Regions from separate parts of the Homo sapiens genome. Here region 2 is linked to region 1. Evidence: chromatin contacts called from ENCODE Hi-C data. All regions are on one chromosome and are shown on one strand. The core of a region is the stretch at or near the end of the contact, and the rest is flanking DNA. Distances in the headings are between cores, read along the strand shown. Region 1 has its middle 18 kb from the start of CDH13. Region 2 overlaps CDH13 (cadherin 13).

Region 1 (7,479 bases), core at 3,090-5,589:
GTGTTTGAACCATAGCAACTCCATCTTGAATAGGGACTAGGTAAAATAAGGCTGACACCTGCTGAGCTGCATTCCCAGTAAGTTAAGGGATTCTTAGTCACAGGATGACATAGGAGGTTGGTACAAGATACAGGTTATAGAGACATTGCTGATAAACAGGATGCAGTAAAGAAAGTGGCTAAAACCCACCAAAACCAAGATGGCAACGAGAGTGACCTCTGGTTGTCTTCACTGCTACACTCCCACCAGCGCCATGACAGTTTACGAATGCCATGGCAACATCAGGAAGTTACCGTATATAGTCTAAAATGGGGAGGCTTGAATAATCCACCCTTTGTTTAGCATACCATCAAGAAAGAACCATAAAAATGGACAACCAGCAGCCCTCGGGGCTTCTCTGCGTATGGAGTAGCCGTTCTTTTATTCCTTAACTTTCCTAATAAACTTGCTTTCACTTTACTGTATGGACTCACCTCGAATTCTTTCTTGAATGAGATTCAAGAACCCTCTCTTGGGGGTCTAGATTGGGACCCATTTCTGGTACCAGTATTATAAAAATATTAATCACTAACCATTACTAAACATTAGTCATTATTAATCAAATCTGTTTTACAGCAGGGAGAACAGAAGTTGATTGCCTTACTACTCAAAGTATGGTCCGTGGACCAGAAACATCAGCCTCACCTAGGAGCTTGTTAGGAATTCAGAATCTCAGGCCCCACTCTGGACCTGCTAAAGTAAAACCTGCATTTCACCCTGATTTCCAGGCTGTTCATTACACTTGGGGAAGCACTGACTTACTCATCCTAACTGAAACTCTGTTGAGACCTGGGTCTTCTTTGCAGACATGAAGAGAGGGAGTGGAATGAGCAGAAGTAGGCACCTTAGCATCAGAGGTCCTCTTCTATGGGTGCCCTGGGGACTGAGGACTCCTCCATCTTCCTACTGCTGCTTCCTCTGTGTTGTTAGAAGAGTCCTTTATACTGCTGGACCTGGTGAGTACTCTGCGATTGTGTGTTGAGATGTGAGAAGTTACCACTCCGTGTCATGGGAGCGGGAAGGACAAAACCACTTCACACCTTACTGGGGGATTATGAATTCAGGGCCACATTCAGGTGGTTGCTTCCTCTGGCAACCTCTCCTTAGCCCTCTTCCCCCTGGACCGGGCCTCTGGGGGTGAGGCGGCCGTGCTTCTGTCTGCCCAGTTCTGAAACCCTTTCTACCCTTTTAGGCCCCTCACCTGGGTTGAGTCTGTCATATTCTGCTCCCTAAAGCTACCAAGGTTCCAACTTATCCCACGTCTTTCCATAAGCTCTTTTGAATTTTCTCGCTCCTGTAACATCTCGGACAAGAGGCGCGTTGTTACGCTAAAGCCAGCTTCTCCCATGAGCCTTTCTTACACAAATAAAATAGATGTTTGCCTTTGTTCCTTCCACTTCACTTTTTTACACTCCCGGGCACAGGCTTTTAACAGAGTTTATTATAAATGGAAAAGAAAGCCGCTAGGGGCTATAAAGGGTGCCCCTGCATTCTTCCAATTCCAGCTCCTGCCCTTCCCTGCTGCCTGTGTTTTCAATAATGAGTGTCACAGGGGGATGGGGAGATGAATGAGGACTGATAAGAGCAAACCATTATCTCCCTCAGCTCTTGGGAGCAGGCGAGGGGTGCCACCACCTGAGCTTCTGCACCAAGACAGGCAAAGCACTTTCTCTGTGGTCCTCCTGTCTCCTCCGCCTCCCCATGAAGGAGTTTCTTTGGGGGGAAGAGCAGCAGACTCCAGTCCCAGGACCTGGGTTCCTTGTTTGGCCTTTGCCACCAACATACTGTGAGGCAGTGATCATGTGACTGAAGCTTTCTGGGCCTCAGTTTCCTTCTGGGTAGAGAAGCTTGTTCTTCCTGCTTCACAAGGTTGCATGAGTCCATGTGTTAAGATATTCTTCCTTGGATAAAGAAAGAAATACATAGTTCCCACTGTCTTCCTGAAAGTGCCTGCCATTGGTTGTGATTCTGTCCTGTGGGGCTCCAGAGGACAAGGCTAAGCTGCCTTACACCAATGATGGTGAGATAATAGATGTGCAAGCACTTGGTAAACTGTAAAGTGCTGTGCCTGTGTGCAGCATTGTCGTTGCTGTGACCCATGAGTCTGATGGTCCACCGTGGGGTACTGAGAAAAAAAAGAGGGTGAAACTAGGAAGCTTCCATAGGCCAGGGGAGAGGCTATGGGGAAGGGAATTTCAAGTGGGATAAAAGCTGGGTAAGAAGGGAAGGGAGGATGCAATGATTAAAAAGAAAGGGTCAGTGCATTGGACATGATAATGGGCATCCTTCATATATTTTGTTTTATTTTATTTTATTTTATTTTGGAGACAGTGTCTTGCTCTGTTGTTACCCAGGCTGGAGTGCAGTGGCATGATCTCGGCTCACTTCCACCTCCACCTCCCGGGTTCAAGAGATTATCCTGCCTCAGCCTCCTGAGTAGCTGGGATTACAGGTGCATACCACCACACCCAGCTAATTTTTTTGTATTTTTAGTAGAGATGAGGTTTTGCCATGTTGGCCAGGCTGGTCTCAAACTCCTGGGCTGAAGTGATCCACTCACCTCGGCCTCCCAAAGTGCTGAGATTACAGATGTGAGCCACTGTGCCCAGACCTTCATATGTTTTAAGTTTGGATTTCACCCCTTCTTCCTTACCTCTGAACTTAGGGTTGTCCAAGTCCCTCTTGATATGATAAAAGATTTAAGCTCAAGGTTCCAGTCGCCTTAACTATTTCAGTCATCACTAAGATGATCACCTTCTTTGAAAAACACACTTTGTACCTGTTGATATCGTCTCGAGTTGCACTGGCCATTTCTTTTTGCCAGCTGTGTTTTATATTGGGCTGGCGGAGCTTACAGTCAACTCATGCATCTTTTCTCTTATGAGCTGGTACCAATTTGGCTCTCACTATTTTTCCATTTTGTATTTAAGATAAGGGAAGAAATTTTCTGTAATTAATATTTTTTAATAATGTAAAATGTCAGTGGCTTAAACAGGCATGATGAGGCTCCAGCCAGGTGGACAATCCCATATGGGTTTCCAGGAACTTAAGCGGGGATTGGTGAAGTGGTGACCGGAAGCAGAGAGGGGAGGGAAGGGCCAGAGGGCTAGTGTGGGAGGACCAGCCTCCCTAATGGCCCCCAGTGAACCTGGCCCCCTACTGTTCATGCCCTTGTGTAGTCTGCTCATGAAGTAACTCAGAGAGACTATCAAGTATGGCCATGATTACAGCTTGTTAATCTCTCAGGCTTTCATAAAAGGCATGGCAGCTTCTACCTTGGCCTCTTGGGTCTCTTAGTTTGAGGGCATCCGGTGACCATGACCTGGGGAACCTCAAGCAGCTTTCTGGAGAGGCCCAGGTGAAGGAGAACTGGGGTCTCCTGTAGACAGCCAGCACCAATTTGCCAGCCATGTGGGCAGCTACTCTGAAAGATCCTCCTAAGACAAACATTCAAGTGGCTGCCATCCTGGCCAAGTCCTTGCCGCTGATAGACACCCCCCAGTCAGGAATGCCCAGCTAAGCCACTCCTGAATTCCTGACCCATTGAAACTCTAAATGATAGTAAACGTTTATTGTTGTTTTAAGCTACCAAGTTTTGGGGTAGCGATAGATAACTAACATAGTGGGTACAAGCTCTGTGCCGGGGAGAGCTGAGGGTCAAGTTAGAGAAGTCAGTTTTTGCTTTTGCTCCATGGAGTAAAAGTTTTTGCAGGAAAAAAAGCCTTTTTATTTTATTTTTCTAAGAAAACGTTGTAGTTTATGAGAACTGCTTCTCAGGAAGGAGGGAAGTGTTGACCACTCAGGGGTCTGGAGCTACTGCACCCCTTAACATATCAAGTCACAGGCTTAAGAATCCATGAATACAACAGAAAGTCCCAGTGAACATGGCCTGTGGTTGTCAGGGGATGAAGGGGTCTTGTGACATTCGGAAGAGAAAGATGAAGTATTGTGATGTGCAGTGGGGGAGAGGAAGGTGGTCCTTGCCATAAATTAGCAAACTTCATTCAGACTTTTAGAAAAGCATACAGAAAACATATCTTTGAAAGAAGTTGCAATATTTGTTCAGTAAAACGTATAGGATCTCCAAATGCGTTGTAGTGTTTGTCCAAGGAAGTAAAGCACTGAAGATCTATAAAGCAGTCATGGTGTGGTTTCAGCAGAGTAAAATACTCTGACTCTCTCATTAATTGAGATTTTTGAGTTTTGGGATACGTGAGATGAAGTTCAACTGACCGTGGATTATCATCAGCAGGAGGCCAGAAATGAAAGCCAGACCATAAGGATCAGGAGCAGGGCAGAGCCGGAGTGGCCAGGGCCAGGGCTCAGAGCCAAGTGAGGATGCTTGACAGTTGCTGCAAACATGGCTGCTCAGATATTTTTAGAGGGACTGTTAAGAGTCTATGACTGGGATAAGCAACTCCCTGCTCCAGTCTGGGATTCTCTGGTCCTATTCTCAGAAACTTGGGCAGTAACAGGGCTCTGGTAGTGCTTGCCTACTCCTGGGATATATAAAAAATCTATTGACTGAGTCAAGTTGAGGCCACAGATATCAGGATGCAAGGGATTCTGGTTCTCGCAGTGAGGGCTCCACACCTTCTGTACATAGGCAATCTAGTGTGGGATTTCCAGTTTTCCTGGGAGAAGGCAGGTTTTTCTGTTTTTTTTTTTTTTTTCCCTGTCCTAGTACATGTGCCTGAGTCGTCCAAACGATACGGGATGACTGGATGAAAGGTGCCCAGCTAGGCCAGGCGTGGTGGCTCACGCCTGTAATCCTAGCACTTTGGGAGGCTGAGGCAGGCGGATCACTTGAGGTCAGGAATTCAAGACCAGCCTGGCCAACATGGTGAAACCCTGTCTCTACAAAAAAAAAAAAAAAAAAAAAAATTAGCTGGGCATGATGGAGCATGCCTGTAATCCCAGCTACTCGGGAGGCTGAGGTGGGAGAATCGCTTGAACCCAGGGGTAGGGTGCAGAGGTTGCAGTGAACCGAGATTGTGCCATTGCACTCCAGCCTGGGTGACAAAGAGATACTCCATCTCAAAAACAAAAACAAACAAACAAACAAAAAACAAAAAGAAAAGAAAGGTCCCCATCTAAGCTGATGACAATTAGAAGTACTATTATTTTCAAGACGTTAAGTCAGCTTACCTTTCCAGTAACCTAGGTCTCTTAATAGTGTTTTCCTTTTTCTGATTGAAAATAAAATGCAACCAATTGAAAAAATAAATAACGTTAGAGAATTGTGAAAAGGCAATAATGTCTTCATCCAGGCACTCAAAAATATGGGTCATTTTTATGATTCTCATGGGCACATGAAATACATACATGAAGGGTATGGCCTAAACAAGACTGATTTGGTTGCAAGAACCAAAATCTGATTTGAAACAAACCAGCAAGCAAAAGCCAAACAAATAACCCCCCCCAAAAAACAAAAGAAGGAAGAAAGAAAAGGGTGAAAGAAAGAAAGAAAGAAAAGAAAAAAAGAAAAAAAAAGAAAAGGAAAAGAAAAGAAAAGAAAAAAGAAAAAAGAAAAGGAAAGAAAGAAAGAAAAGAAAGAAATTTATTGGATTTTGCTTTGGATGTTTGGCTTAGCTGCCATCTTCCATTCTCCGTATTTCTTGGTTCAGATTCTCAAGAGAGAGAATTGGATTGGCCAAGAGCAGTTCAGGATCCTTCCAAGGCAGGCAGGCTAGGACAGAGTGGTGGCAGGGCCTTCTCCTCTGGGTTGGAAGGGTCATTATTAGATGGGAGGTTCATGTACTAGGCAGACACTCCAAAATGTCTACTACAAACCTCCACACTGGTGGGGAGCACTGGCCAGCTTATAACCACACACACTTCGGTGGGCTATAAGAAATCCAAAGCTTTAAGGTTGTCTGATTTAGCAAAAAAGAAAGTTATTATAAGTATTTAATAGTTGTGACATATTTAATACCAGGAAATTGTTTGTTGTTTATCTGAAATTCAAATTCAACTGCACATCCTTTATTGTATCTGGCAACTTGACCCAAGGGTGAGGGTTATCCTTCTTCGTTGGAGCTGTCATGGAAAAAGAACTGGGAAAATTTTAACTCTGAGTCTCAAACTAAGTTTTTCATGCCCAAGGGCTGCTTGTATTCATGTCCTGTTTGTTTTCTGTGATCTGTTTTCATTTTCAAGAGAAGCAACCTGGTTTGATGAGAAAACAGAGACCCCGACACTGAGGTCTGAATCTGCCACTTGTGGACTGCATGATGCTGAGCAAGCCAGTGAGGTACCTCTGTCTTCTCATCTGGAAACCAGGCATCGCCATGCCTATTTCAGAAGGGTCCTGTGAGCTCCATCCCTGTTGTTCCAAATGGTAACACTTCCTTTGTTCTTCAGGCTGAATAGTATTCCATCCCATATATATATATATATATACACACACACACACACACACACACATACATATATATACACACATATACATATATACACATATGCATATATACATATACACACTTATGCATACATACATACATACTCTACATACATGGATGTATATACATCTTCTTTATCATTTCATTCATTAATGAAGCACTTAGATTGTTTCCATTCTTTGGCTATTCTGAAAAATGGCGCAATGAACGTAACAACACAGATAAGTCTTTGAGATACTGAATTTAATTTCTTTGGAAAAATATCCAAAAGTGCTCAGTGAAACAAGCGAGACAGAGAGAGGCAAATACTGTATGATCTTCCTTCTATGTGGAATGTACAATAGTCAAACTCATAGAAGCAGAGAGTAGAAGGGTGGTTGCCAGGGGGTGATGGAGGGAGAGGGATACAGGGAAATGTTGCTCAAGGAGCACAGAGTTTCAGCTATGCCGGATAAATAAGTTTTGGAGATCTAATGTACAGCGTGGTGACTGTAGCTAACAATAGTGTTTCACACTTGAAATCTGCTAGGAGCAGAGAGCTCAAATGTGTTGTTCTTAGCACACACATACACACACAATGTAACCATGAGAGCTGATGGGTATGTTAATTGTTGTAATCATGGTGATTATTTCACAATGAATACATACATCAAATCATCAAGTTATGTAACTTGAAGATGTACAATTAAAAAAATTATTTAAATATTGTTGTGAGGAAGAATACCTAGGGGGATACCAGCCATGCGGCAGGTTCTCAACTAATACATGTGTTCCTTCTCCTTGCTTACTCATCATACAAACAGAAACACCAGTATCTATTATCATTATTGAGTAGCTATGATCATGTATATGCCAGCTGTGGGATCGTGTGCTGTTCAAGCACTGTCTCATTGGATTCTGGCAACAATCAAGTGAGAGAGCTACTATATCCCTCTCTAATTTACTGATGATGAAACTGGGGCTTAGGATGGTAAAAGAGTAGTCCAGGGACACAAAGCTTCTAAACAGCAGAACCAGGATGTAATCCTGGGGCCGGGCG
Region 2 (7,479 bases), core at 1,251-3,750, 740 kb after region 1:
GAGCTGGATTAATGGGATGGCGGATATGCCCTGTTATGTTTTGATCCCTATTCAGGTGATGCTTCTAATCAGAGGATTTTAGTCTGTATCTTGGCTAAGCTTGTTCATGCAGCAGGATACAATAGTCTTTCTTTTCACACACAAACATACTGATGGATATTTTTGTTTGTTTCTCCAGATGACACTCAGTATCTACAAGTTTTTGTGGTCATTTCACTAGCTGTTTTGTAGATAGTGGATGGCCTTGCTATGGAATCCTTGCTGGATATTGTGGTGGAGGCAGAGGAATGCAGTGGTTGAGACTGGCCCCTTTCCTTAGGTCATCACTGGAATTTTAGTGAAGAAGTGCTGCCCAGGGATGGCATCATTAACATGCTGCAGAGCCCTTGAGCTTGGAGGAGACAGCACTTGAGTTATGGTACAATTCACTGTAAATGTGTTTTATGGTCGCCTAAAATGTGTTTAGGTGACCATAAAACACGTTTTATGAAAGAGTTGCATAATCCAATCAGAGACCATTTCCCAAAAGGAAAATTCACAGCTAAATGGAATGAAAAGTATTATCTGAACTTCACTAGCTATTGACTCCACCTAGTCGTTCAAGAGGAAAGCGAATGCTTATACATTGTTAGTGGAAATGTAAACAAATACAACTGTATGGAAAGGAGGATGGATAGTTCTCAAAAAACTTAGAATAGAACTACCATTTAATCCAGCAATCCTGCTACTACTGGGCGTCTACACAAAGGAAAAGAAGCCACTGTATCAAAAAAACACCTGCACTCATGGTTATCACTACGTATATTCATCACCACACCATACATACATACACACACACAATGGAATACTATTCAGCCATATAAAAGTATAAAATCAGCCGGGTGCGGTGGCTCACGCCTATAATCCCAGCACTTAGGGAGGGTGAGGCAGGTGGATCACGAGGTCAGGAGATCGAGACCATCCTGGCTAACACGGTGAAACCCCGTCTCTACTAAAAATACAAAAAATTAGCCAGGTGCTGTGGCAGGCACCTGTAGTCCCAGCTACTCAAGATGCTGAGGTGGGAGAATGGCATGAACCCGGGAGGCGGAGTGTACAGTGAACCGAGATCGTGACACTGCACTCCAGCCTGGGCGATAGAGCGAGACTCCGTCTCAAAAAAATAAATAAATAAATAAAGTATAAAATCATGGCTTTGGCAACAATGTGGATGCCATTATCTTTGGTGAAATAACTCAGAAAGTCAAATACTGCATGCTCTCACTTATAAGTCAGAGCTAAATCATGTGTACACATGGACATAGAGTGTGGAATAATAGACTTTGGAGACTCAGAAGGGTGGAAGCGTGGCAAGGGTGTAACGTGTGAGAAATTGCTTAATGAGTACAATATATGTTACTCAGGTGATAGTTACACTAAAAGCCAAGACGTCAGCACTCTGCCACATGTCCGTGTAACGAAACTGCACTTGTACTGTTAAATCTATACAAATAAAAAAGAAACTGAATCTTTGCCAAGTTGCTCCTAACTATGTCTGAAGGTCCTCTGGTGATATCTCACACCGGCTCAGAACCAAGACAGTCGGCTCCCTTGTCATAGCCATTGGGATTTCCCTCCTCCATATCCCAGGCCCCCACCCTGATGGGCACCATTGCACATGTCAGGCCCGCCCTGATGGGCACCATTGCACATGTTAGGACCCTTGGCTGCTGGCTCATGGGAGCTGGATACCAAAGCATCTGCTGGGACAGGAGAGAATGCCTGAACCCCTTTATTCTGGTAGAAGAGTATCTAACCAACCAACAGAACTGTATGTTTCTTCTTTAATGTGAATAACTGTGAAAACAACTCTTTTCATTTTTATTTATAGCTCTCTCTCCCCCTAAATTCACACATGCATCTCTGGGGCTGGAGATCAGCTCAAGAGATGGACACCCCATTGTTTCCTGAAACACTCTCCTCTCTAACCATGAAGTCTTATTCCTGGACTAGCCTATGTATCTGCCTCTCCTCTGCCCATCACCCATGCTCATATCATTCACATTAGACCTTTGTATTCTGGGTGAACTGGGGAGATGTGGCCCTTGGGTTCACTTTGATTACTTCCTTGTAAAAATAAACGCTTAATAGCCCTGCCCACTAATTTTTTGGATATGATATTTTAGGCCCAAGCCGGGAGTCATCCTTCCATCACTCTATATTTGGAAGAGGGAAGGATTTGTGGCATCAAATATTTAAAAATAAAAGTAAAAATATTAAAATTAATTGAGTAACTTAATTAAAATAATAGTTTAAAGTGGCAGCAGGGCAAAGGAGCATTTGTAGCTTCAGAAATGTAGTGATCATTCTACAGTCTTTTGAAAAGATAAACCTGACAGGAATTTCTAGCGAAAATGAAAATTGGTGACGGTTGAGCAGCTGCAAAGCAAAAGTGAAAAAGTCCTTGAGTTGTCCTAGCACAGAACGTGCTCACCAGCGCCGTTGGATCCTATCCCTGATACCAAAGGATCCACTGTGAATAGCCCAGCAATTTTTAGCACTGCAGCTGAGTAAAACAGAGTGGCAGATCCAAATGTCATTAAACATTTATAATTTCGGGGAAACCCTTATTTCAAATCAATTCTTCATAACCATTTCCTCAGTAAATTCATTCAACAAGTATTTATCGGGCAGTTTCTATGAGTCAGATAATATTATAGGGGCTGGGGATATAGCAGTGACCAAGACCATTTAGAACTCTATTCTTAAGACATTGCCACCTTCCTGGGAGGAGAAAGGTGCCAACAGAAATGGATAAGCCAGATAATTTAAGTTTCGGATAAAATAAAACAAGGTACATTGTTTTATTGACATAAGGTCAAGAAAAGTCCTCTCTAAAGAGGTGATGTTGAAGCTGAGCCCAGTGAAATAAAGGAGCCTACCAAGTAAAGGCATGGAGAAAGGATGTTCCAGACGCAGGGGCCAGGAAGTGCAGAGACCTGAGGCAGGAATGACCTGAGGGACGGTAGTACCAGGTGAGACAGGGAGATGGGCAAGGGCAAGGGCAAGATCGTTCTGAGCATGAGTCAACAAACTATGGGCCATGGGCCAAATGTGTCTCTCTGCCTGTTGTTTTTTAAATAAAGTTTTATTAGAATACACATGTGCCCCTTCATTCATGTATTGACTATGGCTGCTTTCGCACCATATTGGTAGAATTGGGTAGCGGGGACACAGACTGTATATTCCACAGAGGCAAAAGTATGTAATACCTGATCCTCTGCAAATAAAAAGTTTGCAGACCCCTGGCTTAGAACTCCATACATTTTGATTACATTTTAAACTTAGTAGGAAGCCCTTGGGTGGTTTTAAGCGAGGAAATAGATATGATTTTACTGCTGAAAAATGACTTGTGCTATTCTGTGGAGAGAGAAATAGGGAAACAAGGCATTTCAATGTTCTAGGCATGAGAAAACCATGGCAGCTACGGAGATGGAGAGAAGAGATCACATAAAATTTTTACAGCAAGTGTGTGACAAATCGGAAAATTCTAAATATTGAGTCATTTTATGATGCCAGCTTATTATAACTGATGCCATCTATGTGGAATTACAATAATACTGTAAGCCTTAATAGGTTTATAAATTTTCTGCAAGTATAAACCAGAATCTACCTTCAGTTCTCTTTCTCAGCAACACAGTTAAGACCAGGAGAACTGAATGGTTTTCTCTTCATCCTTCAACTTCCAACATTTAGCAGAGTCCCAGGCACAAATTATCCACCCAATAAATTCCACTGGATGAACAAATGGCTCCAAAGGCCAGAAAGCCTGAATCCCGATAAACTGTTTTTTAATTCAATTTTTAAATAAATGGTTGTATTTATTGAAAATGTATTCATTCTTTCAACAAATACCTTTAGAGTACCTGCCGTATACCAGGTATGCTGTTTAATGAGGATGGGGTTGGAGGGGGTGAATGCATGAAACAGAATGGATGCTGACTCTGTAGAGCTTGCAGACGAAAGAGGAAGTCAGTAAATAAAGCATCACTGTTACACAGGGGAACGTCAGTTTTCAACTGCTACACAGGGGAGCATCTCTCTAGGATTAAGGGAGGGAGATGATGCCTGTCCCAGGGTAACACAGCAGTGGTAATCAGCTGTATATTTTTCTAGCACTATTATGTACTGGATACTGGTCCAGGTTCCACACCTACCTTTTAAAGCAGTCCTTACAAACGTTTGACAATTGAGGAAACAGACACTCAGGGAGGTTAGGTGACTCCGCCGTGGTCACACAGCTGGTGGGTGATGAAGCTCAGATCGAAACTCAGACCTGTATGACTCTAATTCTTGTGCTTTTTCATTTCATCCCCATCCACAACACCCACTGTCCTTTAACTATTTCACCCGTGATGATGTTGCAAGTAATTCCAAAGTTGCTACCTTAAATGTAAGAGAGCATTTTCTTACACAGATGAGTGAGTTTATTTATTTTCATGTGTGTGTGTGTGTGTGTGTGTGTGTGTGTGTGTGTGTGTGTGTGTGTGTGTAGATGAGAAAGAGAAAGAGAAAACCACCAACCTTCCTTAGTCATTTTATAGTAGCCCAGCTTGCCAGGTAACTCCACGCAGCCCATCCTTACTGGTGGTAACCTCAAATAAAGCCAGATTCTCCCCCTAGCGGTAGTTTGAGAGATGCTCAACAACTCGAAGATTCATAAAGCATGCTGAGCCATCCATCAGTCAAGACAGGCCACAAATGTCAGAAAAGATTGATAATCAGCAGGGAGCTTGATAAAGCAGCTTTTACTGCAGCACCCTTGCTCTAAGACTCCCATCCCTTCTGAGAACGCAGTCTAGAGCTGCTGCTTCCATTTATCTATACAAATACCTTTGAATCACTTCACCTTAATATATATATACAGTAAGATTTTTTTAAAGCCCTGAATAATTTATGTATAGAATCACCTCCCTTCTTAACCAAATGGAAGAGATTCAGTATGCTAAGTTCAATGGGAAGAGGGTATATAAAATCCCTTTCAAGTATATGTCTTATAAAATATAGGTCATGAATTGAGTTTTTCAGTATCAAAGAAAAAAAGTTTAATAGACTTACAGCTTTCTTGCTTTAATTATGGGTGCATTTTTTAAAAACCAAGTATAGTACCCAAGCTATTTTATTATTCAGAAGACTGGCTCTTTTCAAAGAAGTGTCAAAAGTTTGGTTTGGGGAATTCTTGTGTTTTCTTTCTTGCTCCAGTTTTCCACTTTTCTTTAGTGTGTCACCATCTTTATCTCCTATGATACTAGTTTATAAAAGGCTTCTAACATGGATGCCTTCCTCTTGGAAGTGGGTTGGGGTTCGTGTTTCTATAGTCAAGCTCTGTATCCTTAAAAAAAGGCCTGCTTTTCAGAATGATGGAGGACCTCGCTGGCCTGTTTCCCTGGCCCATCACATCCAGACTCCAGAGCTGCTTTGCCATCTGTTCCTCTCCTTCCTTCTCATTTCTGCAATTTTACCCTCTATCTAGCTGAAGAGGTTCTATGCTTGTTGGCTCACACTAAAGTCATAAGCCAGGGCTAGAGGGGATGACTTGAATAGTAACATGTGTGTACATATACGTGTGTATGTGTCTGTACATTCACATACACACACATGAAATCAGCTTCGGTCTGTGATGCACCATTCAAAAATGTCTGCGTAGATTTTCACTAGCTTTGGAAACCACGTTTGATGTGGTTTAACTGGAAATATTGACCCACGCAACTAAAACTCAGGTAACCCAAGAGACTACTACTGCTGGCAGAGTCGTGTTTGCTGATTTCAGACACCATGGAGCAGTGGTCCAAGTTTGAATGATTTTGTTCCCAGGAGACACTTTGGGTTCCACACTGGGGAAGAAGAGGGTACAACTGGCATCGAGCGGGCCAAGGTCAAGGACTGGTAAACATACGTCAATGCATAGAACGGCCTCCACAGCAAAGAATCATTTGCCTCAAAATGTCAGTAGTGCCAATGTTTCTCCCTAAATGGAGAAAATGTGGAGTTTTAGTTATAAAGCCCAAATGTAAAGTTGGCAGGAGAGATGCTACAAATTGTAGGCATTGGTTGGTACCTTTTTATAGTGAGCCACAGGAACCCATTCCTCTAAGCAGGATCAATGGACATGGAGCTCGTTTTAACAGTGAGCATTTTGCGAGTGGGAGATGTTGCCAGGCCCTCTGCTGAGGGCTTCCTGTGTGTTATCTCATTGACTTGCCACAGCAGGCTAGAGGCGGATGCTATGATCATCTCTATGTCCCAGTGAGGAAACTGAAACTTCAAGAAGCTAGAAAACAAACTGTCCAGCAGAGCAGAAGCATTTTCCTCAAAATCCATTCTGCTGTCCTTTAGTAACAGACCTCAGTATACCTTAGCAGCAGGTGTCCGTATGAAGACTGTATTGCTCAGCCTCCCTGGCAGCTAAATGTGGTGATGTGAGGAAGTACTGACCAACAAGCTAGAAGCAGGGGTCTATGTTAGACTTCTAGGATGGATTCTGAAAGGAGCCACCTCACCTAGGAAGAGTACCCTGTATTCTCCTCCTACCACCTATTTCTTTTGCTGTCTGGAGTAGCGATATGATGGCTAGAACTCAAGCAGCCACCTTGCTCTGTGACACGGCCTCAAGGGTAGAAAATATGTGCTAGGAAGGCAGGACAAAACACAGAATAAGACCTGATTCTGTTGCCTGCGGAATGCCATGGCAGCCCTGGATTGCTTCTCTCCAGAATTATTTTACATAAGAGAATTATGAACTTCTGTCTTATGTAACTCAGTGTTATGTTGAATTCCCTGTATTTGTAGCCAAATCTAATAACAGCTGAAATATGCAGCATCACTCAACCAGTAAAAATTAGAGCCCAGACTATATGACGTTGAGTCAAGCCACGCTTTTTAACCACTGTGCTTTGCTGCTTGAGACATAAGCCCACTTACACCTCTGTATGCCTTTCATGCACCAGTTTTCCTATGGTAATCAGAAAATTGAGTCTTTATTGGAACAAAAATGGTCTTTGTCTCCTCTGTTATCTTAGAGTTCCTTCCAGAAAGCATTCTAAGGCCTCTTTGACATTAGACATTTTTATTAGGTTAAAAAAAACCCCACTGCCTTATGATGGGAACTTTCTTAGTGTAGTTATTTTGATTTCCTAGTATTACTGTAATTTCAGATCACAGTCTAGTACTAATAATCTGAAGAGATTCCAATAATGCACACCATGATGGGGCTGCCATTTATGTCAGTGTGCTGGCTTCGTGTCCACATTCCAGGGGCCAGAGAGGAAAACTTTAAAGGGCTCTAGAAGGTTTTCAGAGAATATTAATTTTTTTCTTGCCAGTGAATCAAGTTGAAGTGCATCATGAGAAAGTACCTGTGAGTTCATCAGGGAGATCAATGTATTCTGACAAGGGTACAGCACAAGGGTTGAGATGGCTGATTCCCATCTCCAAAAGATC

Evidence for each region. Hi-C counts contacts between places; a loop is a spot of excess contacts on that map. Pooled maps may share reads with other maps.
Region 2: a map of heart left ventricle shows a loop between it and region 1 (4-fold over the local background). The contact joins two enhancer-like sites. A Hi-C loop is called at or near these places in 4 of 168 maps with a recorded cell type or tissue (Right ventricle myocardium superior, heart left ventricle and left ventricle myocardium superior) and 15 of 50 pooled maps.

Annotation. Positions count from the first base shown.
Region 1 is chr16:82,604,954-82,612,432 of GRCh38, forward strand. No RefSeq gene overlaps it. Among named protein-coding and RNA genes, the nearest start is that of CDH13, 18 kb to the right of the region's middle. RefSeq lists enhancers at 854-1,368, 1,369-1,883. Within about 2 kb of position 4,340, at least 2 of the 41 ENCODE cell types and tissues checked have a DNase peak (open chromatin) inside an H3K27ac peak, as active enhancers do.
Region 2 is chr16:83,351,734-83,359,212 of GRCh38, forward strand. The region is part of intron 6 of CDH13 (cadherin 13); the gene reads left to right. Among named protein-coding and RNA genes, the nearest start is that of CDH13-AS1, 44 kb to the right of the region's middle. Within about 2 kb of position 2,501, at least 4 of the 41 ENCODE cell types and tissues checked have a DNase peak (open chromatin) inside an H3K27ac peak, as active enhancers do.